7 separate regions of the Mus musculus genome follow, and regions 2, 3, 4, 5, 6 and 7 are each linked to region 1. A link is a loop called in an ENCODE intact Hi-C map of the cell type or tissue named here. Cell type or tissue: left cerebral cortex. All regions are shown on one strand. Links, peaks and the distances in the headings refer to the core of each region. The heading gives the core; the rest is flanking DNA. Region 1 holds the start of Chst15 (carbohydrate sulfotransferase 15). Region 2 has its middle 5.6 kb from the start of Gm35147. Region 3 has its middle 72 kb from the start of Cpxm2. Region 4 overlaps Chst15 (carbohydrate sulfotransferase 15). Region 5 overlaps Gm34908 (a long non-coding RNA gene). Region 6 overlaps Gm34908 (a long non-coding RNA gene). Region 7 has its middle 14 kb from the start of Gm35249.

Region 1 (4,330 bases), core at 97-4,096:
ATTATCCTCAGTTTTTCTTTAGTTTGGGGGGAGCGGGGGGGAAGCAAACTTATTGGTCAAAACCAACCCAATTATAAACCATTTTTTATTCCCAAGCTACTTTGAACAAAACCATATGTGTGTGTTTGTGGATCAGTCAACAGATCAACTTTGCAAAACCAGTCAATGTCATATTCTGCAGAAGGGAGTCTTGATTTTGCAATGAGACAGCTGACAGGAAAGATCAGTTGGAGAGCAGGGGAGTTCCAAGGGAGACTTTGGGAGAGCTTCTGTACCTCCCGGTTTCCTCTGCCTCACCTTGAGTAGAGGGGACTACAGATGTTCTCAGATGAACTTTTGGGATGCTCACCCTAACCCAGGAAGTGATCCACACCGTCCAGTCAGGAATTGCAGAAAGTGGATGTTCTGAAGACCCAGTCCTCACTTACAGAGGCACCCCACCGGCCCGAACGAAGTAGCAGTTGATAAAAGAGTAACCAGCTCAGAGTCGCTGGCCACAGGCTGTCACAAGGCTTTCCTGAACTTCATTCCTGGAAACTCCATGCCATTAACTTACTCGCCACAGTGAGAGTCCAGCAGATCTATTAGAAGACTTAGGACAAGGTGCCCCACCCCCACTCCCACCCCCAGGTTCCAACCCGGACAAAGCGCGCTTACTAGAGGTGCCCACGTCCAGCCACCAGTAGCCTAGCAGTAAGCAAACCAGCCCTAGCATTGGGTTGCTCGCTCTAGCGGATCCAGACAGGCAGGCAGGCAGGCAACGTGGACACTCGACCACGGTGGGGCAGTCAAAACGAGGGTGCGCGGGACCTCGGAGTCCTAAACGTGAACACAAATGAGCGCAAGCCGGCCAATCGATTCGCCAGAAGGAGAAAGAAGGCGCTTCCCCTGCTCTCCATTCATTCCCTGCACAGTCTGGCTCCCCTCGCCCTGCCGCCATCCAGGATCCCCCGGGCTCCACATGGGCAAGTGCGCCAAGACCCGCTACCAGACACAACGCCCGCTTCCACTCCATTGGAGCACACAGCCCCACGGACTAGCACGCTATCAACATCCTCAGCGTCGCTCCTCGCGTCCGGGCCCCTGCCTTCTCGGCTTCCACCATCACCACCCGCCACCGCCGCCCCCACGGCTTAGCTCAGAGCTGCCTCGTTCTGCTCTCTGCTCCCCAGCTGGCGGGAGACACAGCTGAGACTCCCTAGTCAGGCCGCTTCGGGGACTAGGGTACAGCGACGATGGGAAAAGCGGCGAGTAAAAAAAGTTGAGACTGATCCCTCGGTTCCTCCCAGGCCTGTCCCCACGGTGTCTCCTCGGGAATCTTGCTCCCACAGACGCTGACGCCTGGGGCTGTTCCCCGAGACCCACACGAGCCTTCCCACCCAGAGCGGCAGTGCGGCTAGAGCCCGGATTCCCGAGGCGGCTCCGATTGGTACCCAGAGACAGTGGCAGATGCCCACGTACCTGCCCCAGGCTACGCCTGGAAACTTCCCCTAAAGTGTGCGGGGGAGGGGCAGTGAACACGACTAGGGGAATCCCGGTCCCCAGCTCTGCCTGTGGAGAGCTCGCTCCAGAAAATCGCCGATCTGTCTATTCATTGGCCTTATATCAGTCGTCCTTCCCTCTCAGTTCCTGGCCGACCCAGGGTCGCGCGAATTCTGACTCCTTGGGGCGGTTCTGCGGGACAGCTAGCCGGTGCGTGCCCCGCGGCGTGCGTCCTCCGCCGGCCTCCAGCTGTCCACAGCGCCACCACGCCAGCACCCGGTCCTCTGTCTTGGAGCTCGGACCACATTCGCTCTGTCTAGGGAGGGGGCGTGTGAGCCCCGGCTCCGCCACCGGTAGTCCTTCCCGCAGGGTCCCCAGGCGTGCTGGGCACCTAGAGCACGGCCAGGACCGCGCAGCGAAAAGGACGCCTCCTACAGGGGACCGTGCCTGTAGCGAGGAGGCCTGACCGAGGGGTGCGGGCCCAAACCTGCCGGAGCTCGGCGCGCTCCAAGTTCATTGTCTGCCTGGGCCGCCGCCGCCTCCGCGTCCGGAGCCTCCGCGCAGGGAGTGAAGCTGCACACAGCCCTGGCGGTCCGGACTCCCAGCGCCCATTCCCCGCCAACCTGGGCGAACCCGCAGAGGGGCACCGGGACCCAGAGCCAAACCTCCGCCCGCCGCTACTCGCCACCCCCTGCCCAGTCACCCAGAGCCCAACTTGTACCTGAAAAGCCCAAGACGATCTCGGAAGCCTCTGCAGCTCCGACTCCGCGGGAGCGCGCGCCCAGCCCCGCGCCTAGCACCCCGCACCCAGGGCGCGTCAACCTGACTCCCCGAGCGCTGGGAGGAAAAGTTTGGGAGTGACTTGCAGATGGCGAATGAAACCTCTGAACAGAACCCTCCCCCCGCCCCATGTCGCGCTGACACACATCAGCTCGAGTCTGGAATGCAAGATCAAGGCGTGCGCGCCCTGCTGAGCGGTGGGTTTGGTCCCCGCCCCCTCGCCCAGCAAGTAAATACAGTTTGTGTATTGCGGTGACTCCGACAAGACAAAACCGAAACCTGGTGTGTGTGGCAGTGACCCGGCTACCAGAAACAGTTTTAAGGAACTTGGCAGTCTAGAGACAGCCCATACATTGATATTCAAGGCCACTGACGCGAGTGGTTTCGGCGCCCTCTGTTGTATTTTTGCATTCTACAAAGGCTGCCTAGCTCTTGGGCCCTGTAGGTTTGCTTCTTCTGAGAGGTAAGGTTCTACAGGACCCCGAGTACCACTGCCGCAGTGGCCTACTGGGACTGCTTCAAGGAAAGGCTCCAGTGATCGGCTGTGGGCTGAAGATGAAATCAGTTAACATAAAATATGACACCTTAAACTCTTAAGACTTGTTCGGGACAGCCTTTGGAGCACCAAACCCCAGACTCTGGGGAATAGGATAGAAGCCACAGTCTTGGGTCTGCCCACGTTCCTATGGCCAGAGTCCAGCATCTTCTTTCTTGAAGCAACCGGGAAAATGCTCCCTAACTGTAAAATGCTGGCATATGTGCTAAAGGTGATTCTAGAGAACGGGAGCCCCTTTCAGTCTTGTTTGAGGTTCCCACCTCACCCCCCAAAGTCCTAGAGTTCTGGTTCAGCATCCACGGCGACTGAGTCAGAGGTCACAATCAGAGGGTCACGACTGCAGATAGGAACCCTGGATGACAGGGGAGTTCTTAAAAACCACTGTCTAGCTTCCCAACAAATACTGCCTCTTATATAAAAATCTGCAAAGAAAGATTAATGAAGCAGTGAGACTGCCCTCCCAGTCGGTAGACTGGATTGCTTTTCCCCCCATGTAGACTTGGCTTAGTGATTTGGAGGTCTTTATTATTTTTTTTAAACAAAAACCTTTTTTTTTCTAAAAATACAATGAGCTGGTTTTTGCAGAGTTCACAATTCCCAATAGATAATGATGCCATTTTTCATGGTCTTACACACGTTGTGGCTTTGGGGTTTATTTATTAGCTCCGGAGAAAAGACTGCCTTTCAGTAAGGTTTATATATTCGAGTAATTGCACTGGGACACAGTGCAGGTTGCTGTTTAAGAGGGTGGGTTGTGCAGGCGCCTACAAGCAAAGTCCTGGGCCAGGCAGCTGTCAGACCAGGGCATGCGGCCGGTTTAAGCAAACACAGTGAAGGTTCTTTGGAAACAGCAAGGAGGAAATCCCTTCCTGTAAGAGTGTGTGGAACATGATCCCTGGGCCACACGTATGGGGACTTTCCAATACATGCCCCATTATGGGGATAGCGCTGGGCCCACCCAGATGACTTTCAAATTCAGGTGTCAGAAATCACAGCTGACATGGGAACAAATTGTTTTTAAGTAAAATCCCTGGGCCACTTTGATATGAGTTCCACCAGGACTTTCCAAGGTATTATATATGTTCCTGAGCTTACCTGAAGAAGGGTTTTTTTTTTTTTTTTTAATTTTCCCCCCTCAACATTAACTTCAAAAAATTAGCCTGTTATTCCAAAAAGCTCTGACAACACCCAGTTGCCTCGTGTGAATGAAGACAGGGAGAGAAGAATGGATGGGTAGGTCTGTGAAGACAGCTGGAGCTCAGGCCTTCAGCAATTCCTACGTAAGAGACAAAAGTGGACGGGGGGGGGGGGTGTGCAATAGGGTCCACACCGTTAATTCCAGCACTTTGGAGGCAGAGGCAAGTGGATCTCTGTGAGTGGAGCCTGATCTACAAAGTGAGTTCCAGGACAGCCAAGACTACACACACACAAACAAACAAACAAACAAAACGCCTGAAACAGAGAGAAACAAATACAGAAAGCTTAAGACAATAAGCACACCCATGCCCTCCC
Region 2 (4,330 bases), core at 158-4,157, 150 kb after region 1:
TTCTGATGTTCTGATACCCAGGGTGTGAGTTGACTGGACCCAGATAAAACATCTTACACAAGCCCATATCACTCGTGTGTTAAGAGACAAACATGGGCTGGGGAGATGGTTCAGTGAGTTAAGTACTTGCTATATAAACAAGAGGACCTGAGTTCAACCCCTGAAATGAATCTAAAGAAAATTGGCCATCGTGGCATATACCTGTAAGACCCAGAGGGACAGGAGAGACAGGCAGACCCCTGGGGCATCCAGCCCGTTGGTAAACCGAGAACCACCCACTTTTCAGAACTAGGTGCTCCCCCACCCCCAACTCTGCCTTCAGTGACTCAGTACCAGTGAGTCCCATCATCACTAGCAGCCAATGCTAGTCGGGTCACATACTTTTTTCTATACACTTCTGGCCTCTCCTCTTCCCTTCGTCCCCTCCCCACTTACCCTCTTATCCTCACTCAGAGGTGGTCTTTCACTCCCCCACCCTCCATAAATCTCCTGCATGTTGTGTGGTGTGATTTTTTTTTTACAGCATCCCTGGGCCCTCTGATTGCCAGGAGACTATTTTGCCCTTACACATCCAACCTGACATAATCAGCCATCTCAGGCCAGTGAAAGACCTTGTCTCAAAAACAAGTAGACAGCACCCGAGAAACAGTACCTGAGATTGACCTCTGGTCACCACCACGCATGGACACATACCTGTCACCAGGGACCTAGAACTGCCCCCCTCTAGATAGCATTCAGTCCAACCGCAGGGATGACGGGTTGGGGACAGGAAGACGGTTGTGATATAGGTGCTTATGTGAGCAGAAGCCCCAGATTTGGGGTGTGAGAGAAGCTTAGGTAGGCAGAGGTGGAGTGCTGACATTAGGCCAAGAGCAGGTATAATCAACGATGTCCCTCTGTCCAGTTGCCACCTCTCTGGGGAGACCATCATCTTGATTTGGTTTAGCCTACAGGCTCCACTGGACCTACAGGTTTCACTGGAGACAGGACTGAATGGATGGCGAGAGCATGCAGAGAAAGCTGGGACTAGGCTCAGCATTGACCTATGAGGAAGCCTTAGGGGCAGATCCAGAAGACACGTATCTGCATGGACTTAGAGGTGGGCTCTACAGGGGCATACACAGAGAGCAAGATGGGCTGGGTCTGTTGCCAGATAGTTTCCTGAGTTCGGCCATCTCAGGAGCAAGTTCCACCTTGCTGGCAGAAACAGAACTAAACTCCTGTTTCCAGGCTGCAGAACCCAACTCTCTGGCCTCTTCAGATGGTCCATGCTTGTTTGTTAGCCAGTAAGGGATGCAAAGAGGGAATCTAGCCAAGGCACACAAGTCATAGTGTGCTGCCTGTCCCCACTTAATTGAGTGCGTGCAGCTTGCCCAGTCCTTGTTCTTTATCATTCTAGATTCCAGGTCAGACTCCAGGAGGGGACCTGACTGCAAAAGCTGACTCAAGGACCCTGAAAACAGATGACCCGGATAAGGAGAAGTCACCAGCCTTAACTTCCTTGTTTAACCCCTTATATCAAAATATGATTGGTTAATGCAACTGCCCACCCCACCTCCCCACACATATTTTGTGATCCCATCCTTTAAAAATGTCCTTCCAGGATGAAGTTCAGATCCTGAATTGGCTGACTCCCTGCACGCCGAGAGCCTCAGCTTTCTTGACTGTTAAGGTGGCATGGTGTTCATACTGCAGAATGTAGTGAGAATTGAGTAACTGATTATGGTCAGAGGCCATATGGTTATTTGTGCATGGTACAGTTGCTAAAGTACAGGCCCCAGCCCCCGTCTCACGCCTGCCCTGTCATGCCTGCCCTGCCAAAGGTCCTGCTTAAAGAAACTTTAATTCCTATCTAGTTCAGTATCCCAAAATTCTTTGGGGGAGTAGGGTTGCTCTACAGCAATGGGGGATGGGGGACGGGAGGGGCGGAGTCACTTAGGAGGCAGTCCTCCACCCTGTCCTCTCCAGGAACACTTTGCCTTAGTGTCTGCAATAAGCCACACATAATAACTATGGGTGCAAAGAGGTACCACTGAAGACAAGGCAAGGACCCACTGGGCCACAGTGGGGAGGGGCTGAGTGACCTTCTACATCTTAGAGATTTCTTTCTAGAAGTGGTGGTTCCTCCTCCAGACAGAACCTAGGATGCAGATAAACGTTATCCTCCCTCCAGAATGGATAACGGTCCCTGAGAACCCCATCCTCTGATGTCTGACTGAGCGAGCAGAGCCCACTCTCTCCCAAGTCCTCTGGGAGGTCTTCTAGTTGGTCCTGTGGGATTTGTTTTTCATAGTGCCCTCTGGTGGCTGGGTGCTTGCCATGAGTCAAGCATTTTCTTGTATCCAGCACTTTCCAGGGGAGTTGGGGGAAGCTGGACAGCTTCTTTTTTCAGACAAGGAAATTGAGGAATTCAAAGGTGAAATGACTCCCCCCAGACAGACCTTGCCTGGTCTTGTTTCCTCCAATCAAGTTACTGATGGAGATTTTTTTTAAAAATAAAAATAAAAGGAGACAGGCCAAGCTGGGACCTCCTCATGGGTCAGTCTGGGAGCCTCCCTCGAGGGCAGAAATCAGAGGTGGGTTGGCCTGGAAAATGGTACCTCCTGTCCTAGCATCTAAGAAGGTCCAGAGCTAAGAGGCGCAAGCAGCAAGAGAAGTGTACCCTACCTCACTCAGGGTGCCAAAGCCACTGAGAAGGAGCTCAGGGTACCCACATATACCTGAACACCGAGCACACGGGTATGAGCTACACAGATTCGGTGTCAAACGCTTGGGGGTACGTGTAGAACAACTGCAGTGTAGTCAGCCCAAAATGCAAACCTCGATCGTTAGCTTCTACTTTACCTGACAGCCTTCCTCCCACGGTGCTATAGCAAGCTTAGGGTGAACTTGGTGCCAAAAACGTACTCCTTTTCTCACACAAGAGCCAGGTTGGAATGTAGAAACGTAAAAATCCAGCAGGCTTCTAAGGGTGACTCCTGGTACCACTAGATAGAAGAATGGGGTTTAGATTGGAGCAGACTGGCCCTGTCTCTGGCATGTGACCTTAGCAGAGCACTTTTTCTATATCCATAAGCTTCTTCCATGCTCTTGGGAGGATCATTTCTTCAGGACAGACAGAAACACAGCCCATGTCACCATGTGGTACCTACTAATACCAAGTGACTAGTAATGAGAAGCTGAAATACCTTTGTGCCTCAAGGTCAGTGTTCTCTCTAGGGCCGGTGTTTTGTGTATATACATGCAAACAGGGTATTCTAGAGGTAGTGTGTGTGTGTGTGTGTGTGTGTGTGTGTGTGTGTGTATGTGTGTAGAGAGAGAGAGAGAGAGAGGGAGAGGGAGAAACAGCAGCAAATTTGATTTAGACACCTAATTCCATTTAAAATGACTTTGGCCATAAATCTCCCACTCTCCCTGAAGCACATTTCAGTGGCATGGACATCTTGGGATGAGGAGTCCCCGCATCCTGCATCCTGCTGGCTAAGCAGGACTATATGCACACTGAAGGCACCCAGAGACCCAGACCAACATTGAGTAACGGCTCCTCCTTATGCTTGTGGAAGACCTGCCAGCAGCTGCTTACAGAGCTAGCTTCAGTCAGCCTCCTCAACAGTCCAGAGGTAGCCCTATAGCTGTGAACAACTGTGAGGCTCAGATCCCCAGAATGGCTCTCAATGCTGCATTACTGACTCTAAATAGAGTGTCTTGTTGGGTCTCGATAAGCGACAAGGAGGCATGGTGGGGGTCATTCCCTTGGACAAGATTCCAGGATGAAATCTGGACCAAGCACCCTGCCTGTGACCTGGCGTAGATATTTAGTATACTTCCTAGATCCTGGGCTTGCTGGGGCTCAAAATATGGCTAAGACCAAAGCTCCAAGCCTAGGTGGTTGGATGTGGAGCCTAGATTGGGCACTTACCAGTGGGGAGTCATCAGTCAGTTTCTGAGCCCTCAGGGGGTCCGTGCCTCACTTAAGTAGTAGATATAATAGAGCTGAATATGGCAGGGACCTGCCACTGGAATGGTCTCAGGTCATCTACTGTCCAGGACCACAGGGTCATCAGTACAGCAAGAAATGCTTTCAGAAACACATGGACTGTAATATACGTAGACACCGAAGACTCATTGGCGTCCAGACACCCTGAATGTACTGACACAAGTCACATCTTACACAAATATATTGACACCCACAGACTCAGGGACACAGACATATATACACACACATCACTTAGATATAGGCACCTCCCTTCCACACATAAAAACTCCCATACCCGATAGGCCAAGTGGAGCTTTGACACAGGTGACTGGATGTTGTCACTGCACTGCCTAT
Region 3 (4,330 bases), core at 145-4,144, 91 kb before region 1:
CAAAATAGTAGCCAGATATGAAAATGAACCAAATTATAGTTTGGGAACTAAAAATAATTCCTCCCCAAATCATTTAAAATTTAATAGTTTTGATAGCACAGTCGATGGTATAGACCCATAGCAGGCTTTAGTGACCTGGGAGGTAACCACATGGGATTTTATAGAGGCTGCGCAGATAGGAGGGGGAAGAAAAACTCCAAGAGGCTGACAGATGGGGAGGAGGGAGTGAGGAGAGTCATCAGGAACACAGGAGGATTCTGACCACAGTGGGGACATTCTGGGGGTGCTGGGATGTTGGGGGGCTGGGATGCTGGAGGTTGAGGGGCTGGGGGGCTTGAATGCTGGCGTTCTGGGGTGCTAGGATGCTGGGGGCCTGGGATGCTGGGGGCTAGGGTGCTTGGGTGCTGGGGAGCTGAGATGGTGGGTGCTGGGGTGCTGAGGGCTAGGGTGCTAGGATGCTGGGAGCTGGAATGCTAGGATGCTGGGTTGCTGGGGCTCTGGGGGCTTGGGAGCTGGAATGCTGGGGGCTGAGATTCTGGGGGGCTGGAGTGCTGGGATGCTGTGGGGCTGGAGTTCTGGGATGCTGGGGGCTAGGGTGCTTGGGTGCTGGGGAGCTGAGATGGTGGGTGCTGGGGGCTAGGGTGCTAGGATGCTAGGGTGCTGAGATGCTGGGATGCTGGGGTGCTGTGGGGCTAGAGGTCTGGGATGCTGGGGTGTTTTGGTGCTGGGGGGGGGGCTGGAGTACTGGGATACTAGGATGGGCACAGCCTGTCCTCTGGACACTTAGCACACTCGGGCTGCTGAGGTCCGACCTCAATGAGTCACTTCTCAGTGGATATTATGCAGGTTCCCATTAGACACTGACCTGAGCAGCCTCTACTCCAAAGGCGCATCTCTGAAGTGAAGAACCTGGACAGCTGGACAGACCCAAGGACTGAAGTCCAGGGTCACAAACTAGACCTTCTAAAAAGTGTTTAGAGTTCAGCTGGTATTCACCCAATATCCTGGCAACAGATCTGGGATCTGGTTGGGGTGGGCTTGGCTTGGCTTCTTGTGGAAACTGTGGATTCCCCTAGATCTGTACTGTTGTGGCTTCTCTAGCTCCTTTGCCCTGGAGTAGCCCAAACCCAAAGCCACCTGTAATGGTTAATCTTGATTGTCAACCTGAATGGAAACTAGATAAAGTAACTAGAGAAGTAACCAGGAGACTAGTAAAGTGTTCCTCTGGTGTGTTGTGTGTCTGTGAGAGAGTGTCTGGAGAAGGCAGATGGGAGACATGCCCTTGAAGGTGAGCAGTGCCCTCTGAAATCCCGATAGAAGGCTCAAGTAGAATGGCACAGAGGGAAGAGAGAGACCATGCTGTTCACCAGGATGCAACCCGCTCTTCTTGGCCACACCCTCCCTCCCATGCTATACTAAAACCTCTGGGTCTGCAAACCCCAGGACATACCTTCTTACGATGTTTGCATCAGGCATTCGGGCCAGTGATGAGAACGTTAACCAACACTCCAGCCCAGTCTGGCCAAGCAAACCTTGTCACTGCTGAAGGGACAGCAAAAGGTCATGGGAGGATGAACCCAAAAGCAGACAGGCAGGGAAGGACAGCCTTGCCCTGCCCCCCTGGTCATTGCAAAACAGATTGAGACCCTATTGTCAAGATGGTAGTCCTGGACTTGTGTGTCCAAACTAGGCCTGATAGATGGTGAATTAGCACCACACAGCATGGAAGGGGTGGGATGGGTGGAAGGGGACAGCATGGGGAAGGGGTGGCATGGAGGGAGTCACAGTTCCCTAGGCCTGCCTGCTGAATCCAACTCTGTTTAGGACGGGAGCTGTCTGAGGTCTGGGAGAGAGGAGTCTGAGAGTAAAGACTAAGGGGTCAGAGGTGTGGAAGCTGTTGCGTGGAACTAGGCATCCATCCAGCAGGGATGATGAATATAGAGCAGAAGGAACGTTTGGGAGAAGCAGAAAAGGGAGGGTTAGGACAGAGGCGAGGGGGTGAGAGCCTTGCTGATCTGCAGGTGGAACCTGATGCTGCCACGAGGCCTTCCCTGGCAGAGGCACAATTCCTCTGGCGCCTACAGTCATGGAGGGCTGCAGAAGGCTGGCTCATTGGGTGTCTGAAAAAGGGTTGGAAGGGGAGTGGGTCTGAGTGTGGAAGGACTGGGTAAAGGGGAGATGGAGGAGGGGGCTTCCGGCCACTACAAGATGCTTGCAGGGGTGGTGTCTTAGCCTAGCCCATTCCCGGCTGTGGTGTAGGTCAGAGATAGATAGTGGTGGATAGAGACCAGGCCAACATCTGTGCACCTTCTTCCAGCCTCACTTTCCTGGGGATGCTGTTGGCACGCTCTACAGGACTTCCTGTAAGTCTCTGCTGGGAGCAAGTCGTATGTGGAAGAATCCACGGTTACTGCTGGATCTCTTCAGAACTACTGCCCAATGACTGATTTCAGATGTGTCAAATACCCCTTTACTGAGGTTAATCCTGGCCCAGGTCAAAGGTGATCCCTACATTTAAAAGTGGCCCTCCTGTCTTGGTGGGGTTACTTGCTCAAAGACTAGTAAAGGCCTTTCTGATGCAATACCAAGGTAAACCACAAGAGAGCAGTGCAGGGCTACCTTTCAGATCTTCCTGGTTGCTAGCAGCGCTATCCCAAGGTGTTAGGGAAAGAACTGCCCACTTCTCCTCCCAGTTCCCACCCTCTCTTGCACACACTTTTGCAAAGGCATTGTAGGAGTTAGTGGATGGAGCAAGTGGGTTGTTTCCAAAGTCAACAGAGGCCCCTATGAAAACCTCTAGATTCCACCCCAATCAGAAGCGGAGAAACTGAGACTGTCCGACTCTTTCTAGGCATCCATTCTTCAAAATGCTCTGCACTGCTGTGTGTCTGGGGATGGGCCCAGCTCTTGTACAAGAAGCAAATAACCCTTGAAGTTGGCCTTGGGGTAAATAAGGAAGCAACTCTATGGAGCAAGAGTGTGGGTAGAGATAGAGAGGCTCATGAGTGAGGGGAAGCAGAGGGTGATGCGGGGATAGGAAATTTACCTAAGCTGAGCCTTTGTACGCTGCCTTTTGAACAACTGCTGGCTCGCTCATGTAGGAAATTTCCAGAATTCCATTTTGCTGACTGTGCTGTTCATGGCAGGAGTTCCCTGGATTATCTCATGTGGAGGTGGGAAGAAACAAGCAGTTGCTATGGTCACTGTTGAGAGGTTCAATGGCCTCTGTGTGGACTGGAGGGCAGTCCTGGAAGAAATCAACCCCAACCCCATTCCTCCAGCATGATTCGAACCCACAGCAACCCAAACTGCTGACCACAAGGCTCGTAAGCCAACTTAAGAACTGGCTGGCCGTGGCAACCCAGTGCGTCTTAGCCCATGTAGAGGAAGGCAGTAAGACCACTGTGACACTTCCATGAGGACAGAACCAGGTTAAAGCCAAGAGGGATCCCATGGGTTGTTCCTTGGGCTTTTGTGGGTGAATGGCATTAAAGCTGCTACCCCAACTGATCTTGGCCCTCACTACCTGCCTGGGGCTCTACCTTTAGAACTACGTGGCCGCCCAGCCCAGCCTTGGTCCGCTGGCTCGCTGGCTCCACCTGCCTCTTTAGGAATCTTTTCACAGACTCTGATTTGAGAATCTGCAGTTAGGACCGTCTCTAGGCCAACAGACCTAAGCGCAAGGCCCCCCGCTCTGCCTCTCCTAGGCTCAGGACCTCAGCTTGATGACCCTCAAACTGGAACCAGAGCACAGACAGGACCTGCCCCAAAGGTTGAGGGGGAGTCCAGTGAGAAACTCACAGGTACCCTCTCAAGGGACCTGGTGCCTACCATGTGACAGTCAGTGGTAGCATGACTGTTCTCGCCCTGTCACCACAGATGCTCCACATCTGGACTTTCCAGTGTCAGGCTTTTTACCATGTCAGGAAACATCCCACCACGATGCTCAGGACGTTTTGGCTCTCCTGGTTTTAGGCCATTCTGCAAGATGCTCCAGTTGATTTTATAGCCTCCACAATTCAATTATATCTGTTCCCAAGCCTCTTTATGCCAGTTGTTTTGGACATTATAAAAATGCTATTTAATGCTGGGCAGTGGTGGCACATGCCTTTAATCCCAGCACTTAGGAGGCAGAGGCAGGCAGATTTCCAAGTTCGAGGCCAGCCTGCTCTGCAGAGTGAGTTCCAGACTCACTCAGAGAAACTCTGTCTCGAAAAACAAAACAAAACAAAAATGCTATTTAATTAAATATTAGATAAATCAGCAGTTTTCCAAACTGGCTAGTCGCAGGAGCCTTTACAGTCTTAATTACAGTCTAACATTACTTAAG
Region 4 (4,330 bases), core at 126-4,125, 70 kb before region 1:
CACCTGAGGACCTAAATGAGGGGAGAGTTGCCATGACACAGTAATGGGGCAGGAAAGACTGTAGGGAAGGGAGGAGTCATATGAAGGCCTTACTTAATATAGGCTATGCATGACTAGCCGCAACGGCACACCTGCCGTGCCAGGACTCAGGAGACTAACCACATGCCCCACGCTGTAGATAGGATGCATCAGCAGCTAGAAGGGAACTTTTTCCCCATTCCAGAGGGGAGAAACCATCTCCCAAAACAATGTGCTCACCATCCTTAACTGCCCGCCCCTCCTCCCCCACCCCCTATGCCCCGCAGAGTCACCCGTCACTGCCATGGCACGGCCCTGGAGCGCTCCTTAAACAAGCAGTGCTAAGCTATGGTTGTTGTCATGCTAAAGCCTGTCATAAATGAAATTTGAAGTGGATGCCTCCTGCTGTCTCAGAACCATTTTTAAGAGCAAGAAAAGGAAGACAGATTTCAAAGGCTATCCAAATTGTTGTTAGCTGCAAATAGAGTACACCTTCAGTGAGCCTCAGTGTCCCCATCTGTAAAATGGGAACAACTTCAGAGGTCAGTGAGGAGCTAAAGTTTAGGAGAGTACCCAGTGAGCAACAAACTGAAGTGAGATACTTCCTATCTTTCACCAATGGACTTGACAAAGATTAAATAAGAATGTATCTATCACACCCAGAGGTAGAGAGACTCACACGGCAACCCATGAACTTCCTGTCCAGTCACAACGGTGTTTCCATGTTCAGTTGGCCTGAAGACAGCAAAGAGAGGAAACACACCAGGCATGCCCCTCTTCTCTGTGGGAGGATGTAGCTGAGGATATCCCCCTCTTCTCTGTGGGAGGATGTAGCTGAGGATATCCGGTCTCTAGGAAGCCTATTTAGAGGCAGCCAGGATGCATGTAGCTTGGCTCTGCATTTCCTAGGGCGTACCTCGGGGTGGGATGAAAATACCACCACATCCACAGCTGTTTATATCGGATGCTGATCCTTTGCAGGGCAGGAGAGGCCCTGGTTCCCAGCCATGAAATCCAACTATGCCTGTGTCAGGACTCCAAAGCCCTGCCTCTCTCTACCCAAGACATCCAGCCAACTTAGGCTGGTATGAGCCTACATCTGCCCCTCCCTCTCTGAATTCTCAGGAGATCTCTGAGAAGAGAGAACTGGGTGGTAGCTGCTTCAGTGACTGTTGCTGCCTCTTCTAAGGAAACATGTTAACTTAGCCGAGGGCATCACCCCTCACTCTTCATCTGGCCTGTTCCTGCTTCCCTCCCTCCGCCCCTGTTATCCCACCTACGCTGCAGGCATCGTTGCAGAGTTCCACAGCATCATCAAACCCAAGAAATTCCAAAAGGACCAGAGTGGAAGCAACCCTGAGGCAGGCTGCCTTCGAGCACATCTGAATTCTCATAACTGACGACCTGCCTTCTCCCACCTGCCTTCCCCCACCCTCCAGAGCCTGCTGCTTGGAAACCCTAAAGAAGAAACTTCTGGAGACACACCAGAGCCCTGAAGAAAGCTGGGGTTTCAAAGCCTAGACTTGAGCCTTGGATTCCCCCCATTACTGGGTAGCTGGCTACAAAAGGCAACCTGACAGAGCCTTGGAAGCCCCGCCTGTGTCAGCAAGCTCCAGCAATAGTGGGGCCTGCATCAAGGCACAGCCTTAGGCTGCTGGGCAGCCAACGCTGGCAGAGTCCATCATTTTCCTATCAGGTTTGAGCACTTTCACCCCTCGGTGGGCTCTACCTAAGTGTGCCAGGGCGCAGCACCATAGTTTGTCAGTATGGCACATGTAAATGACTCCCAGTCTCCCGTCCCTATACCAGCCTAGAATAAAGCAATTGAATTTCAGAGAGGCTAAGACACACGAGCAAAGCCAGGGAAAGCCAGAATGAACCCACACCGCAGTCTGCCTCCAAAGCTTGCCTGACTGAAAATGTGGTTATCTATGTTGAGTCTTCCTTGCCAATGCAAACTACAATGCATACAAGAAGACAGCCCAGACTCCTGCTTGCTGGCCCTGGCTTAAGAAAAGATGGACAGAGTAGCCAAGCAGAGAGCCTGACATCTTTCCCCTGAGCCTCACTGCCCTGAGGTGGGGCGTGCTAGTCATCTACATCTGTGAATGCCGGATGTGGGACACAGCATACATCGGGCAGGAGGCTACCTGATGTAAGAGCCCTGCTAGGGAAACACTTAGGCCTGGGAGCCTTGTGTGGGAGATGTGACCTCAGGTAACTTAAGAGGATTCACCTCCAGCAAGAGATTTTACATAAGACTGGAAGGTTAGAGAAGGATAACAAGGGGTAGCGAGAACATTCTGCAGTGGAGAGCCTGCTGGAGCATTCCGTCACTGGTGGGTAATTCTGAAAGCCAATGCTATGAAGATTCTCTGAAACAACCTAAGGACTGGGTGTCCTCCTGTCTGCCAGCTCTAATTGCAGAGCCTTACTAAATGGCAGCCCTCCTAAGCGCACCCTGGGTCTCTAGGAGAGGCAGGGGGATTCAGGATGCAAAGTTTCTGGGTGACAGGCAAGGAAGGAGGGACACAGACAGCAGGCTCAGAGGCCCCAGCTGCTGCTGTGCCTCTCTCAGCCGGGAGCATTTTTCTTCCACATTAGCCACTGCTCAGAGGCAGCTGGCTGGGTGTCATTTGCACATTCAAACACTCCGTCCCCATCCCCCCACCTCCCTCCCGTCTCTGCACTAAAACCCTGTTCACAATGCCCCGCTGCACACAATAGCACCAGAGTGGGCCTGCTCTGTATGGGCTGCCCTGGTGAATACGCACGGGCATGGCATTGTTCAGGGTGTTGTTGTAGACGCAGGCGCGCAGTGAATAATCCAGCATGCAATTTTCAAACAGCTGCAGAGCCTCCGTCACTTTCTCGTGGAAGTCATCTGCAGATTTATTGGAACTTGCGAAGTAGAGATAGTCTGAGTACAACCTGCGAATAAAATAAATGGATAATCTTACCATCCGAGGGTGTGAAACCACACCACGTGGGCGACAACAAAAATCGGCTAGCCATTACATTAGCTGGTTTGATTTATTAAAATACAACAATTTTCCTCCCTTTCTTTCAAATGAGCCCCCTCCGTTCTTGCTCCCACCTGTAACATACCACCCACCCTTCCTGCTCAGATACATCTACACTGCCCCCAAACACTGACCAATACTGTGTTTTATTGTTAGTTGGTGATTTTGTCTCTTTCTCTTGTTAAATTTATTTTATTTATTAGCAGAGTGTGGGGAGGCCATGCAAAGGCCATCGTACAGGTGTGGAGACCAGAGGACAGCTCTGTGCAATCAGGTCTCTCGTTCACCTTTACACAGGTTCCACAAATGAAACTCGTGTTCCGGCTTGTTGCTAGGCCACCTTGCCTATATCTGCTTTAAGAAACAAACAACAAAACCCCGCAGTTATTTTGGGGGAGTGGGGGTGGCAGAGCAAGTCACAGCACACATGTAGAGGTCAGAGGACAAGACGTGGTTCTCTCCAACCACCATGTATGTGAAGAGGCTGAGCTCTGGCTGCTAGCCCTGGCAGAAGGTTCCTCTACTCACTGAGCCATCGTACCTCGCTGTTTAAAATTCCTTCTAGTTACCTCAGAAAGAGACTGTCCTTGCAGCCAGGCTTCAAAAGTCACTCCACAGCAAAGAGAAGCCAGGAAACACTCTGTACTGTCCCATCCCCTTCTTTTAAGAGGAACCCAGGGCACCTGTGATCCACACAAGGTTACAACCCCATGTGAAATTCCTGACTTTTCCCATTGATATCCTGAACGTCTAAAGTTACATTTAAAATTGTGCATGGTGGCTCATGCCTCTAATCCTCCCCGGCTAGGAGGTGGAGGTAGGGGATCACTGATGTTCCAGGTCTGGAGGGATAGGTAGCGACTTATCAGGACAATTTGGGCTACAGAATAAAAGTCTCACACATAGGCATGGAACCCCCTGCAGACGGATATGTTTGCAAGTCCAAGCAAACACCACATATATGTGCAATTGCATGTAACCACATTTTCCACAGGAGTTGCCAGTCTCCCTTGACAGTTACTGGTTCATCTTTATGTTTGCAATGTGCCGTGTTCGCATGAATCTTGCTGTTAAAGGAAAATTTATGAATGGTGAGGACCTGTGATCCCAGCACTCACGGGTGCTGAGGAAGAAAGATCTTGAGTTCAAAGACAACCTGAACCACATAGTGAGTTCAAGGTCAGCTTTGACTACATATCTAGACCCCTAGGACAGGCAGGAGAGGAGAGAAGACAGGAAGAGGGGAGAAAGGGCCAGCAGGGGAAGTAGGGGAGGAAAAATTCATAGGA
Region 5 (4,330 bases), core at 63-4,062, 49 kb after region 1:
CTGCATATTTGGTGCTACCAGAGCCCAGACTTTGACCCGGTAATCTCCAGTATCAACTTAATTGAGAAGTTTTACTTTTCGTGAAAACTAGACCCAACCAGGGTTCCAGAAACTCAACACACGTGTTGGTAGAGCATGAATCCAAAGGACAGTGTTCATTATTTTAAACCTGTGTTCAAAGCCAGAGGCGACAGCACCTAGAAGGTGGATATGTAGGGGGTCCTCTTGCATCAAAAGTAAAACGATCTTTGCCAAAATCATAAGACAACACCAGACCACTCATTCTTTCATCGGTGTGAAGAATCAGCACACAGCAGTGCCTGGGAACACGATGTCAATAGATGGTCCCTGTCCCTGACCTCACTAAACACAGGGTCAGGTCTCAGTGCTCTGAAAGGAAAGCAGTTAGGTCTGAGCTAGAAGCCTGCTGACAGACAGGAAGGTGTGGGAGAGCCTCAGGGAGGGTTTTCATCTCCGGTAGAGCCAGGCAGGGCTTTCATCTCCGGTAGAGCCAGGCAGGGCTGAGGATGACCACACTGGATGGGAAGAGGCAAATCAGAGGTAACGCCAAGGAGAGAGGCTAAGAGGAATCAAGATGGACAGCAGCTGGGAAAAGGAAATAGGCAAGAACAGGGAGCCAGCAGGCAGCTAGGAGGAGGAATCTGAGAGATGGGGCTCTTTCTTGAGGAGACAAACCTGAACAGATGACTGTAATTCAAGCACAGTGACCCTTGACCCTTACTTGGTCTCCCAAATGGGAAGTGGGGAAACTATCATGTCTTACTAGGAACGAACCCCTAATTATTCCCCCGGAAAAAAATCCTGCAAGCATCCCTTCAACATCATGAATTTGGTCTCGAGTTCTTGGGTGTTCTACAGCCCAGTGTGCAAATGGACACAGTGCAAGGGGCTCCCAATGGTGGAGCCATGGTCACATGTCTTGCTCAGCCCTCACAATAAACCTGCCAAGTGAATATTGTCAAACCTCACAGTTGAGACGGAGGCTCTGAGGGGTTGGAAAATGACTATGGACTTGTCGTCATCCACAGGAGGCCACTGGCACCAATGACTGGGGCTTGGCAGTCTCAGATAAATGCAGCTGTCAGTAAATAAGGCCCGTCTGAGCTATGGAGTGCCTGGGGATGGCCAAAGCAGGAAGAGGTGAGGGAGCGAGAGGTTACTGGGACATTTGTCTACCCAGAAGTCTGTCTCTCTCTTTCTCTCTCTCTCTCTCTCTCTCTCTCTCTCTCTCTCTCTCTCTCTCTCTCTCTCGACTTTGATTTCAGGAACGAGGCCTCCATGTTAGAGCCTGCAAGTCTGCCCCAGTAGGTATACTGGTCAAGGGTTAGCAAAATGGCCCAAGCAAGGTTACTAGGAAAGCTTTCTTCATGGACCTGGGGTCTTGGCAGAGGTCCCACTGTCCCACCCACTGAGCTTTTCCTTGTGATGTGGACTGACTGGATTTTTCCAGCATGTTCTCATCTACCCACACCAGTCAGAGGTTCTATTGACATAGCTTGACAAGCCATATGGGGCATTTGGAAAACTGTCAATGTCCCCCGCACCGTGGTATCATTGCCTACCTGCCATCCTCAGCCATCGTCACTGAGAGTACAAGAGTCTTCCCCTTTCAGGCTTATCAGCCAAACCACAGGAAGTAAGTGGGAGGGGGTGACAGAAGGGCAGATGGTGAGAACAGAAATGAGAAGTGAGACACCCATTCTATGCCGGTCTCCAGTTAGGACCACCTACCTCTGGGTACCTCAAATTCAACATCATTATCCCCTGAGAGGAATATTCAAGTCACCATTTGGTCCAAGGCGGAGCCACTTTTGAGCCCAGTTCATGTCCTATGCTGATCACTCTTCCAAACCCCCCAGCTACTATGAAAGAGGCCAACTGGTTTGTTCAAAGCAGTTAAGATTTACACATGCTTGAAAGCTGGCAGAAATGAACAGTAGACTCATCCCTGTGGGCTAGAAGAAGCAGAGAGCTAACTTCTGTTTTAGTATTGTGAGGATTTGCTAAATAGCCTCTAAGAACCAAATTCCTTTCCCCATTTCTAGCCCAGGACAGAGAGTAATCTGTTCACAGTCACCTAGCAAAGAGGTAACAATACCAAAGTGTCCTCTCATTACCAACTCCTCACCTGAAGGAGTCAGAAAACGCAGATCCCTGGTCAGAGGAGGCCAAGGACTGTGGTGGTACAGAGGCAGGAACATTTTAGAGAAGGAACTGAGGGAGCAGGGAGACTTTCAACAGCCGCACACAGTCTTTGGCTGTTCCAGAACAGAAGAGAGGCTGGGTATGAGCTGAACAGCTGGTCATCTCTGAGTATGTGCCAACCAGAGGTAAGACACTACAGATATCCAACTTCGGCAGTGGTTCTGAACCTGTGAACCCATTTAGGGGTCACATTATCAGACCCCTGCATATCGTATATTTACATTGTGATTCATAACAGCAGCAAAATTATAGTTATAGAGAAGCAATGAAATAGTTTCATGGTTGGGGGGTCACCGTAACATGAGGAACTGTATTAAAGGGTCACAGCATTAGGAAGCTTGAGAACCACTGAACCACAAGAAACAGGAAGAAACGAGGAACGGGCTACCACCCAGGGTGGGCAATCCAACAGGGGCCTCACTTTGAGAAACTGATGAAAAGGAGCAGGTTGTGTGTGCGAAGTGTTCATACACGTGCTTACACACTTGCACATGTGTTCATACAAACATACACAATCACCCTCACATACACAAGCGTGTGTATACACACACATACTTAAAATACACACCTTTAAGCACTCAAACATAGGCCAGGCACCTTCTCCCAGAAAGACGGCAAGAGACCTCTGTCAAGTCGGAGGCTACTACTACAGGCAGAAACGTTCTCAAAGCTATCCCTCGCAGCAGCCAGCCCAAGTTCTATTCAGGTGAGCCACAGACCCACAGTGCCTGTGGAATGTGCAAACTTCATCTAGGCACCCAGTCACTTGGCTAGGACCAATGTCTGGCTCTTGCCCCCTCCCATCTCCCCTTAAGTTTTCCTGTTTGAAGGATCCAGTTACTGTCTCCTTCCAGCATCGGGTGGGGATAGGTTACTGGGGAGGGCAAGGCCAGCGACCTGGTCCCTGTTCACAGTGTACTGTTCTTGAGCTTCTCAGTGCCTCCAGCACTGTCCCGGGCAGACACAAACCTCAGAAGCTAAGAGCCTGTGCCAGGCATGGCTTTTCACCCCAGCCCTGTCACCTCTGTCCTGGTTCCTTCTTTCTCAGTCTTGGGCCTATCTGACTAAGATAACTCCCTCACAACCATCACCATTGGAACAGACCTCGTTTGCTTCCTGGGATGTTTTTTAATATGGGTTAAACCTCAAATGTCTAAGCAGCCAGTCTATAATCTTGATGGCTGAGATTAATGTCTGGTGACAATTTTATTTCTGTTTGAGAAAAAGAAAGCCAAATCCAGGACTTAATGTCATCCCTGGATGTCAGCTATGAAGAGGGCCAATCGACAGGTATGGAACGATGGTCTAGGCCTGCATGATGGCTCGTGCTGTCAACTTGACAGAATCTGGAATTACCTCAGAGGGTAGGGCATGCCTGTGAGGGGTGTCTTTATTGGTTAATTGATGTAGGAAGCCCATTCCACCCTAAAGGCGGGCAGCCTGGTTCCCTGGGCTTGGACTGCATAAAGAGAAGAAGTCAGCTAAGCCTAAGCATTCGTCTCTCTCTCCTCTTCCTGACTGTGGATGGAATGTGACTAGCTGTCCCCTGCTCCTTCTGCCACGACTCCCTTGCCATCATGTGGTCCTCTACTATGGCCCAAGTCCCTGTGAGAGACAATGAGATACTGGTCCTGGAGGGTTAGCCTAGGTGGTCTGTGTGTTGGCTTTGCTTTAGCAATTCTGGGTTAGGTGTACTGGGTCATAGCTGAGGCTGTGGGTTGTGCCTGTGGCCAGGATGTCTGGAGTTGCCTCCACTCCTTGGGCTGGTAGGAAAAGTTTAATGTGCCCCCAAGTATTAAAGGCTGTCTTGTCTCCTGGGCGGGCACTCAGTAAATGGCAGCACTGAACACTGACCATGGGATCTGAGCCAGCTGTAATTCTGATGATGAACCAGTCAAGATGAACTGGTAAGCCAGTATAAACCCTTTCTCTCATAAGTTTGCTTCTTGTCCTGTATTTTGTCACAGCAATGTGACAAACACGCCCTGTTTTCCTCAAGTCTCAGCTCTGGGAAGGCCACCCACACCTGTTCCATCAGAACGAACCATTTTATAGCCAAGGTCACTTATATGGGAGGATATAGCAGATAGAGAGGTCCCGAGCA
Region 6 (4,330 bases), core at 141-4,140, 57 kb after region 1:
CTCCAGAAGATGGAGAAAGAGGAGGCTGAGGCCAAACAGAGATTGGAGATATGGCAGCACATCCCACACTGTGGCTTATGCACAGACAGCTGGGAACAAGGATATATCAACCTTGGTCTCCTCAGATCCGCTTAGCTGAACCCAACAAGCCCTTAGGGACCATGCTCCACAGGCTGTCTCCTCTAAAGGATGCAGTAAGAAAACTATGCCCTTAACTCTCAAAGAGACAATGGCTACCTGGGAGTCAGATGTCCCCAGCTGACATCCTGGGAATGCAATTGCAAACTTGCCAATTTGTAGAGCAATCTCTGTCCCCATACCGCTTGGCTTCTCACAAGAGTATGAAAGGGTAGGGATACCCTCTTTGGGGATGAGGAAACTCCAGTGCAGAAAGGACACACTAGTTTCCTCCAGCGTGGGATGCTTTGCCTGCTATGCCATGCCAGAACAGACCTTTTGACTAAAGTCACCTCCAGTCCCGTTTCTGATACCATAAGATGATCCGTGATTCCCAGAACATATTTTAATGTTTACAAGACTGCTCGACTTAAGCTCTCCATGAGCTAGCTCCAAACATCAAAACCAGCATTTTCATAACATAAAAGGAGGGAGGTGCCGGGATCAGCTTACATTTTAAAGGATTTTTTTTTCTTCTTTGGTGTGGTTTCTTTTTTTCTGCAGCCAAGCATAGAAAGTTGAAGGAATCCGTTAACATATTGATTGCTTTGAGCACTATTTTAAATTAGCTTTCCGTTCTCCTCCATATGCTTTTCCATTAAATTTAAATAAATTAAAGTTCATTTCTCTGGAAGAGACATGCTGGGGCATCCTCGGGATCTGAGATGAATTTATCAGCCTGGACTGTACTGTCAGAAACGCAACAGAGACACAGGCTACAGGGCAGGGAGTGGCAGAAACACGGCACCGATCCGTCTTCTCTGCCTGAACCCCAGGCCTATGACAGCCTTACCGTTAACCCCCAAACACAGTCAGAAGACATTCCCTGACTGACTCATCATCTTGGCACGTGGAAAACAAGCCCAGCTCGGACAAGCTTTGTGAAATCTGTCTTTGTTAAGACCAGGGTGAGCTGGTGATTTCAGATTTGCTCGGATCGTCTTCCCATCTCTATTGTTCCCCAGTGAGAACCCCATATGTTCTCCCGACTGGCTTACCAACAGGACACCTATTAGACTAGTAAGAGACAAAAAGCCACTTTGCCCTACTGTCCCCTGAACAGAAACAGACCCTCATCTTTCACAGAAAAATCTGGAACACAGAAGCAATCTCTGGCTGACCCCTATTGAACTATCTGGGGGCCACAGCCCAGGAAGCATGAACTGAACGAGAGTCAACAAACGCAGGCTGATACTTCTGCGAGCCTCAGTGATGAACTCTGAGGAGAGAGGCCCCTAGAGGAGGTCTGACAAGGCGGAGGGGCATTGGTACCCGGAGAGAAAAGCATCAAAATAGAAGAAACTGATAGGCAGCTACCTGACATGGTGACCCCGGAGGAACAGAATAGAATAAGGCCCACTTAGAGACTCCCCAGACTTACTCTGCCCCCCCCCCCCAAGTAGCCCCAGCTGCTGCTCTGAAACACGGGAGGGAAAGACTGCACAAGAAGAAACACAGGCTGACTAGGAAATAACAGCCTGCCTGGGGAGCCTGCTCCTCCCACCAAACCCCCATCCTCCATGAAGAGTCAAAAACTGGATGAAGTGAAGAAGGAGCAGGGGCCTGAACGTGGCCTGAGAACACACCCACTGGCAGTGGTCAGCCACAAGGGGAAGGCATAGCACAGGGAGCAGGGAGCCCATCACTGTGGCTGCACATGGAAACTCCACCCCCCACGGCAGCAGCCCTAGAAGGAATGAATGGATAGAAAGATCTGGGAAACACAAGCTCTCCTGTTAGACCAGGATACAGATGCCCAGAGTGTTGAGATTTGTGGTTTTGCTGAAAATGTGATGTATTTTCACCAGGAGGGGGATTTTTTCTTTTTCTCAGACATACCCAAAATAGTACTTGGGTTCACTGGCAGTGTAGCTGCAGCTAGTATGCACACGTTTCCTAAATATGTAGGTTGTTCTGCTAATGTTTCATTCTTTGGATTCTTACCTAATGCAGGAGTGTGTTTGGAAAATGTAAGAAGATCCTGACTCCTCCCAGTCCCGTCCCCCCCACCCCCCAAGCGCCTGCCTAGCTCTAGTCTTGCTGAATGGGGGGTATTGTGGGAAATTCGTAGCCGCCTGAGTCTACGGGCTCCATGCATGTGTCATATTGTTGTTGGGATGGAAGTGGGGAAGGGAGAGGGAGAGATTTAAAAAGGAACGGGAGAAGGAAGAGGAAAAAGAAGGGAGGGGAGGAAGGAGGGAGGGGGAGAGAGAACGATTGATTGATTCATTCATTCATTCATTTATTGATTCATTCATTGATTCATAAGAGATTTCTCTGGACTTGGAGATGGCTCGGTGGGTAAAGCAACTGCTATAAATATGAGGACCTAAGTTTGGATCCCAGCACTCACATAAAAGTTTGGCATGGCAGTGTGTATGTGAAACCCCAGCACTGGGAAGCAGAGGAGGATGGATCTCTAGAGCTCACTGGCCAGTCAGTCTAGTGGAAAATGAAGCTCTCAAACTTAGTGAGAGACTCTGCCTCAAAAGGAAGGAGGGGAGCAATGGAGGAAAATCCCCAAGGTTGACCTGTGGCCTCCACATAGACACAGAAGGATGAGTGCCCCTCAAATGTACACATATGTAAGTGTAACCCATGCACACAGGTTCCCCCCTCCAAGGCACTTAAGCCTTAGCCCTAACACAGCAACTAATCCTTTCTCTGTGTTTGCTTGAGTAGAGAAGTTACTCTGTAACTGATAGATCTCCTTCTCTTGGAACGTTAAGGTCATTTGCTTTTCTCTCTATTCTGTTCCACTATCAAACTCACTATTCTAATGTTAACGCACATTTTTGCAGATGTGAGCTTTGCCTCCATTTGAGTCTTCTTAGCACCCAGTTTCATGTGGGGAAAGAAGGGATTGGTTAGACTGGATGGATGTTTATGGTTCTCGCTCTGTATCATGATTTTATTCAGACACATCATCCCTGGTAACAATGCCACTGGCTTCAGTGACTCTGCTCTTTTCACCTTAACCTGGCAAGGGCTGGGGGTTCAAGGTCAAACAGTAAATGATCCAATGGATAGTACAGAGTGATAGCCCAAGCTTAATTGCCGCAATTACTACCAAGAAGAACAATCTTCTCTCATGGTTGGCTTCTACCATAGTCTTTACTTTGCAACCGTTGCAGTTGGAGTGCTTAAAAACACTGCAACTCTTTAGCTGTCACAGTATGAATTATTTGTCAGTTATATTTTTAAAATCTTGTTACCTTCCATTGTAGTATGAATATTCCCCCAGAATGCCCTCTACTGAATTCCCTTGGCTGTCATCATTCTGGAGCCTTGTAGACTTTCTACACCCAACTCAGCCTCTCCTGATGTTGCCTCTGTTACTTGTAAGTTGAGTGATTCCCACACAGAACTGATGGATGACTCTGGTTTCCACCCCATTAGTTTAACTAAAAAAATACTTTTCCATATTTCATGTTTTAATCCATCTGGAGTTTATTGGGCATGCGGTGTTATGCAGATCCAATTTTATCATTTTTTAAAGATTTTTATTTATGTGTATGTATGTGTGTGCCTGCCTGTGTGGATTTGTGTGCACCATTTGAGTGCACTTGCTTACAGAGGCCAAAAGATGGCCTTGGAGACCCTGGAACTCGTGTCACGTGTGGTTATGAGTAATATGATGCAGGTATTGGGAGCCACATTCAGGTCCCCTAAAAGAGCAGTAAGCTTCTCTCCAGCCTCCTAACCTAATCGATACTCAATGGTTACCTTGTCATCCAACACAGTTTCCTTAATACTGCTATGGAAAGTGGATCCAGCTGTGTGCTGGTATTGCAGGCCCCTGGGCTACCCCCTCCTGCCCCTCTCTGGGAGGAGCTAATGCTGAGGTTTCAACAGCTTATTTTTTACACTAAGCTTTGGGGGTCCTTTCATCCCCCCGCCCTCCTCTCTCCCTATTCCTCACCTTGTAGCGCTTCATTCTGAGAGTATTCTTTGAAATTCCTGCCAAGTCCTGTTTTTCACATGAGACTTCAAAGCACATTGATTTTAAAACATCTTTTGATTGAAATTATATTTAATCTATGCATTGACTTGGGGGAGGGCAGACAGCTATTTAATATTTTATCTTACCGACTAAGAAAGGAACCTATCTGTCAGCAGTCTGATGCCTGCTCCCCTTTGTAAACCAGCCTGG
Region 7 (4,330 bases), core at 115-4,114, 230 kb after region 1:
GACCCTTTCATGCTGGGCTAGACTCCAGCAAGGCAGGAAGTAGAAGGTGGAACATCTGGGAGGAGGAAGAATTCTGGGATAGAACCAGGCATGGATGATCTGCCCGGAAAGATGTGAGAAGATGAATGCATGGTACCTAAACAATGAAACCAGACTCATGGCAGAATGTACATTAAAATAAATGGATTATCTTAAGTATAATTCTAGTCAGAGAAGAGCCTAGCTTTATGGCCAAGGTATTTGTAAATATATTTTGAGTCTGTGTTGTATTTCCGGGAGCATGGGGCTGGGGAGGGCAACGAGAACTGGACCTAACTTCTACACCTACCCCCATCTCTTAGATACCCACTGAGGCTAAGTTTCCTCCAGAGAGGAAGGCAGAACCTCTCTCCACCTGGAATAGTACCATCACTATGCCAAAAGAACAGTCTCTTGAAGTGAGCTGGGACTCAAACAAGTGAGAGTAAGGGACCATGTCCCCGCCCCACCACACAGCCACACACAGAACCACACAGGGCCACTCGGGCTGGAGACAGGAGTCCTGGGTCACAAGCCTGGGACATAAGAGCTGAATTCCACAGCACAGATGCTGTCAGAGTACCCGCTCCATGGAGGTCAGGCCTCGGCTCCTCTGGTCAGAGCTGACTGCCTTTCACAGCCTGGCTCCTCCTCCAGACTGGCTTTGGGGGCTGCTGCAGAAATGATGTGATCTGATCCTCTTTGAGAGGTAACATACTCTGCCACTCAACCCTCATCAGAAGGAGACCAGGGGGCAGGAGCAGCAGCCCCGAGCAGGACACCTGGGATTAGAACCCAGGCCTCCAGCAGGTTCAACTGAAGCCACGCTCCTCGATGTGTCCTCCGTTCCCTGGAGGAGCCTGCTGCCCCATTTTTTTAAAGGAAGAGATTAAGGCTCCAGAGTTTGCCTGGCATGTCCAAAGCTGATGACCAGTCTCCTCCTGCCTCAGAAGCAACCCTCTCCCATCTCGCTCCTGCCAGGAAGGGAAAGAGCCCCTCCTCAGAACTCCCGCCAGGACTCTTCTCCACGTGCAGGAGTCCATGAGAACTTGAGGAGTGTCCCCTAATGAGAAGTAAAGTCCCTGACACTGACATCAAGGACACAAAAGACTCTGAACAAGCAGACCTCATAAGGCCCCCAGTTTATCAACATTAGATCACATACTTCTATCCAGTCACAGTCTGTTTTGTTCTCACAGGATAAAACCACAGCTTAAAAAAAAAAAAAAAAAAACAAATGCAGAGGTTTACCATTTCTTCCATTCTTCATTTCCTTTAAAGGCTCCTAGGCGTCATAAAATTTCTATTAGATAAATGTGTATGCTTTTCTCTTTGTTAATCATTTTGTTGCAGAGGCCTCAGCCATGACCACAGGGTGGATGAGAAAAGGTATTTCTTTTCTCCTTCAGCGCTCACACACCCAGGGCCTCCCAGTCCTGGCTGTCTAGGTCATCACCATGTAATGGTAGATAGACAGCTGTCGACTGAGCCACATACAGAGGGAGGCCACAGTGAGGTGGCAGAGACAAAGTGCAAGAAAACCAAGTGCAACCAAAGAGCACCTTCCTACCACTCACACCATTAGCCCTAGCCTTCATTTTCCACGCTGCAAGCCCTTTCCATAGGCTTAGGGCGCCCTCTATTCCCTCCTAGAGAATGCACAGGTGATAGTCGCCCCCAGGGAAGTGGCCCGGGCTAGGTTACCAGGTCTTCTGAACGGGGCAAGAGGATGGGCACCGATAAGGTGCACTGGGCGACAAGTGGGTGAACATGATTCACACCCCTTAACCAGTCAAAAGACCGGGGACCCAGAGCACATAAGGGAGAACCCAGACCTGAACAGTCACGGCGCCGCAGAGGGAATTGTTTCTGCATTTTTTTCAACTGTTTTCAAAGTGTGCGTTCAGTCTGCACACTAACAACCAAGTTTTATGAAAGTACAGAAGTCTGCAGCCAAGAAGATTTGCAACCAAGGAACAGCAAAGGACAGCGAGCCCTGGAAGAAAACAGTTTAACACCACCCCTGAAACACCACCCCATCCCCTGCACCCATTGGCTCCTGGTCTCAGTGCTGATTCCCTGGCCTGCGCGCACGCGCGTCGCGGCTGAAACCTGAGCAATGCTTTGCCGGCAGTGCCCCCTGCTGTCCAAATACGTCTTCGGCCTCCTCTACCAGTGCTTAGCTCTAAGTCTGACTCAAGACATCCCTAACTACTCTACAGAACTCGAAGGTCCCTCTCCGCAGAAACGGACCATTTTTCCCCCCGGGAAAACTGACTTCAAAGGAGACTAAGTCATCAAGGGAATCTAAAAACCCAAGATGGGAAGTGGAAATGTCACTGAAGATGGTGGGTGTTTTCTGGCAGGTTCCTCCAAGAAACCTACCAGGGTCTCAGTCTGGCTCCTTTGTGGGTTCATAAGGTGTGTAGGGACCAGCTGGCCGTGGTTCCCATTAACTAAGAGCTCAGACTCATAGGGCATCCGACTCCACTTTAAAAAACAGTGGGCAGCGTGAGCGAAGGAAAGTGGGCCTAATTCGCCTGCTTTCATAAAGAATAGACAAGAGTGAGCTGGCCTGAGGTCAGCCTAGCTCAAAACAAAACTGAAGCTGGCCTCGATATTCATAGTCATCAAGGCACCCGGGCAGGCTCCTTACCACAGCTGTGTGCCCTCATGCTCACAAGTTCTGTCTGGGCCTGTACACTCCAAAAGAACAAACCTGGGGCACACAGACAGGGCTGCCACAGTGTTCTCTAGGAAAAACTTGGGAGTTTATGCACTGTGTGCATACACATCTTGAAGTCAGTTCCATTGTGTTACTATAAAATACAAGGCTTAGAACCCAGGAACCATAAATTAGTAGTTAAGGCAAACCAGATTAGGGGCTGTTATATTAGTAACCCCTCACCTACCACCTGCTAGCCTGGGGGGATCCTACCGTGATCAGCAGGTTTCCAAGTGTGATGTCGCCAGTTTATATGACGAGCTGTCATCTAGGACAAGCTGTCATCTAGGACAAACTGTCAGTGCTTAGGCTGAACCACTTTAACCCAAGTTCTGCTCTTAGGGTTCAGATAATGACACTGTAAAACTACAGCGTTTAGGGCATGCTACTCTGCAAAAAACCTGGGTTCAGTTCCCAGCACACACAGAGGGCAACTCACAATCTCCTGTTACTCCAGGAAGACCCAACACCCTCTATTTGCCTCCTGAAGTACCGACACGCATGTGGTGCATAAACATACGCTCAGGCATACGCACATATACATATAAAATAAAAATAACTTTTCTTAGGATAAGCATGGCTGGTGTCCACCCAAGCACAGGGAGGGTGAAAACCCCTTACCTGCATTAAGAGCAGACCATAAAAAGGTGTCCACATCCCCATGAGAGGAGTCTCAGAGCTCCTCTCATGAAAGACACCAGAAGAGCATGACACAGCTACATGGACTTCCATTGCAGGCTCTCTATCTGTCATGGTCTGGAAACTCCTGCATGCAACTGTGCACACACATGTGCATACAGAGGCATGTGTGCGTGCACGCACACATACACACACACACACACACACACACACACACTTGTGATCTCTTTTATACACCTGCTCTCTTAATCTTGCTTGGTTTCTTCTGGGAAACCCTTTTCCCCTTATGTTGCCCTCCACCTAAGGTCTTATCCTTACCCACCCTGATGCAACTTATAAAGACCAGATGTTTCATGAACATTTAAAAGGAACAGGTTGAGCCAGGTGTGGTGGCGCACGCCTTTAATCCCAGCACTTGAGAGGCAGAGGCAGGTGGATTTCTGAGTTCGAGGCCAGCCTGGTCTACATAGTGAGTTCCAGGACAGCCAGGACTACACAGAGAAACCCTGTCTCGAAAAAAACAAAAAAAAAAAAAAAAAGAAAAAAAAAAGAAAAGAAAAGAAAAGAAAAGAAAAGAAAAAAGAAAAAAAGGAACAGGTTGATGCAAAGGGGTGAGCATCCTTTGCAAGTTAATAAAAATAAAGGTTGAGGTAGGAAGCTAATAAAGCTCTGAAGCAAGCTACTCTACACTCATGGAACCATGGAAGAAGTCCTAGCATGACTTGAGTTTTTCCTCACAGGAGTAAGTTGCTATTGTGTATTTATTATTCACCACAATGGCTCCCACTGGCATTTTAAAGAATCTCTTCCCCAAACTAGAAATGAATTGAAATGCTTTTACATACACGAGGGGCATCTCAGCCATGCTCCGGAAACAAAGGGGTGGTAGTGCCAACCTCCAGCCCCAGGGACACCTAGAATGCCCTTGCCTCCTCAGAGCCTAGTCCT

The links. A loop is a pair of places that touch in the nucleus more often than their neighbours do. Peaks named below come from ENCODE experiments on the same cell type or tissue, not always from the same donor. Only the 100,000 strongest peaks of a DNase experiment are listed, where the experiment ranks them.
Region 2: it touches region 1 in a loop (6-fold over the local background); 21 of 42 quality-filtered maps call a loop at or near these places.
Region 3: a loop joins it to region 1, with 4 times the contacts of the local background. A loop is called at or near these places in 19 of 42 quality-filtered maps.
Region 4: it touches region 1 in a loop (2.7-fold over the local background); 11 of 42 quality-filtered maps call a loop at or near these places.
Region 5: it touches region 1 in a loop (2.3-fold over the local background); 7 of 42 quality-filtered maps call a loop at or near these places.
Region 6: it touches region 1 in a loop (2.3-fold over the local background); 4 of 42 quality-filtered maps call a loop at or near these places.
Region 7: it touches region 1 in a loop (4-fold over the local background); 14 of 42 quality-filtered maps call a loop at or near these places.

The regions. Positions count from the first base shown.
Region 1 is chr7:132,314,844-132,319,173 of GRCm38, forward strand. It overlaps Chst15 (carbohydrate sulfotransferase 15), which reads right to left and starts at 2,385. Exons shown (of 8, transcript NM_029935.6): 1 at 2,204-2,385. Gm10584 (predicted gene 10584) reads left to right here and starts at 821. Exons shown (of 1, transcript NR_028578.1): 1 at 821-3,448. In left cerebral cortex, for the core only: CTCF peaks have their summits at 786, 1,906 and 2,652 (motif pointing left); DNase peaks (open chromatin) are centred at 836, 1,109, 1,433, 1,857 and 2 more places; H3K4me3 peaks cover 2,732 bases; H3K27ac peaks cover 2,604 bases.
Region 2 is chr7:132,469,231-132,473,560 of GRCm38, forward strand. No RefSeq gene overlaps it. Among named protein-coding and RNA genes, the nearest start is that of Gm35147, 5.6 kb to the left of the region's middle. In left cerebral cortex, for the core only: a CTCF peak has its summit at 2,295 (motif pointing left); a DNase peak (open chromatin) is centred at 2,308.
Region 3 is chr7:132,224,281-132,228,610 of GRCm38, forward strand. No RefSeq gene overlaps it. Among named protein-coding and RNA genes, the nearest start is that of Cpxm2, 72 kb to the left of the region's middle. In left cerebral cortex, for the core only: a CTCF peak has its summit at 2,593 (motif pointing right); a DNase peak (open chromatin) is centred at 2,608.
Region 4 is chr7:132,245,072-132,249,401 of GRCm38, forward strand. It overlaps Chst15 (carbohydrate sulfotransferase 15), which reads right to left. Exons shown (of 8, transcript NM_029935.6): 6 at 2,793-2,949. Among named protein-coding and RNA genes, the nearest start is that of Gm10584, 68 kb to the right of the region's middle. In left cerebral cortex, for the core only: no CTCF peak of the experiment used is centred there; DNase peaks (open chromatin) are centred at 1,988 and 2,710; H3K27ac peaks cover 635 bases.
Region 5 is chr7:132,364,257-132,368,586 of GRCm38, forward strand. The region is part of intron 4 of Gm34908 (a long non-coding RNA gene); the gene reads right to left. Among named protein-coding and RNA genes, the nearest start is that of Gm34908, 20 kb to the right of the region's middle. In left cerebral cortex, for the core only: no CTCF peak of the experiment used is centred there; DNase peaks (open chromatin) are centred at 1,629 and 1,867.
Region 6 is chr7:132,371,960-132,376,289 of GRCm38, forward strand. The region is part of intron 4 of Gm34908 (a long non-coding RNA gene); the gene reads right to left. Among named protein-coding and RNA genes, the nearest start is that of Gm34908, 12 kb to the right of the region's middle. In left cerebral cortex, for the core only: a CTCF peak has its summit at 1,786 (motif pointing right); DNase peaks (open chromatin) are centred at 582, 962 and 1,867.
Region 7 is chr7:132,549,819-132,554,148 of GRCm38, forward strand. No RefSeq gene overlaps it. Among named protein-coding and RNA genes, the nearest start is that of Gm35249, 14 kb to the left of the region's middle. In left cerebral cortex, for the core only: CTCF peaks have their summits at 1,653 and 2,160 (motif pointing left); DNase peaks (open chromatin) are centred at 1,670 and 2,121; H3K4me3 peaks cover 555 bases; H3K27ac peaks cover 619 bases.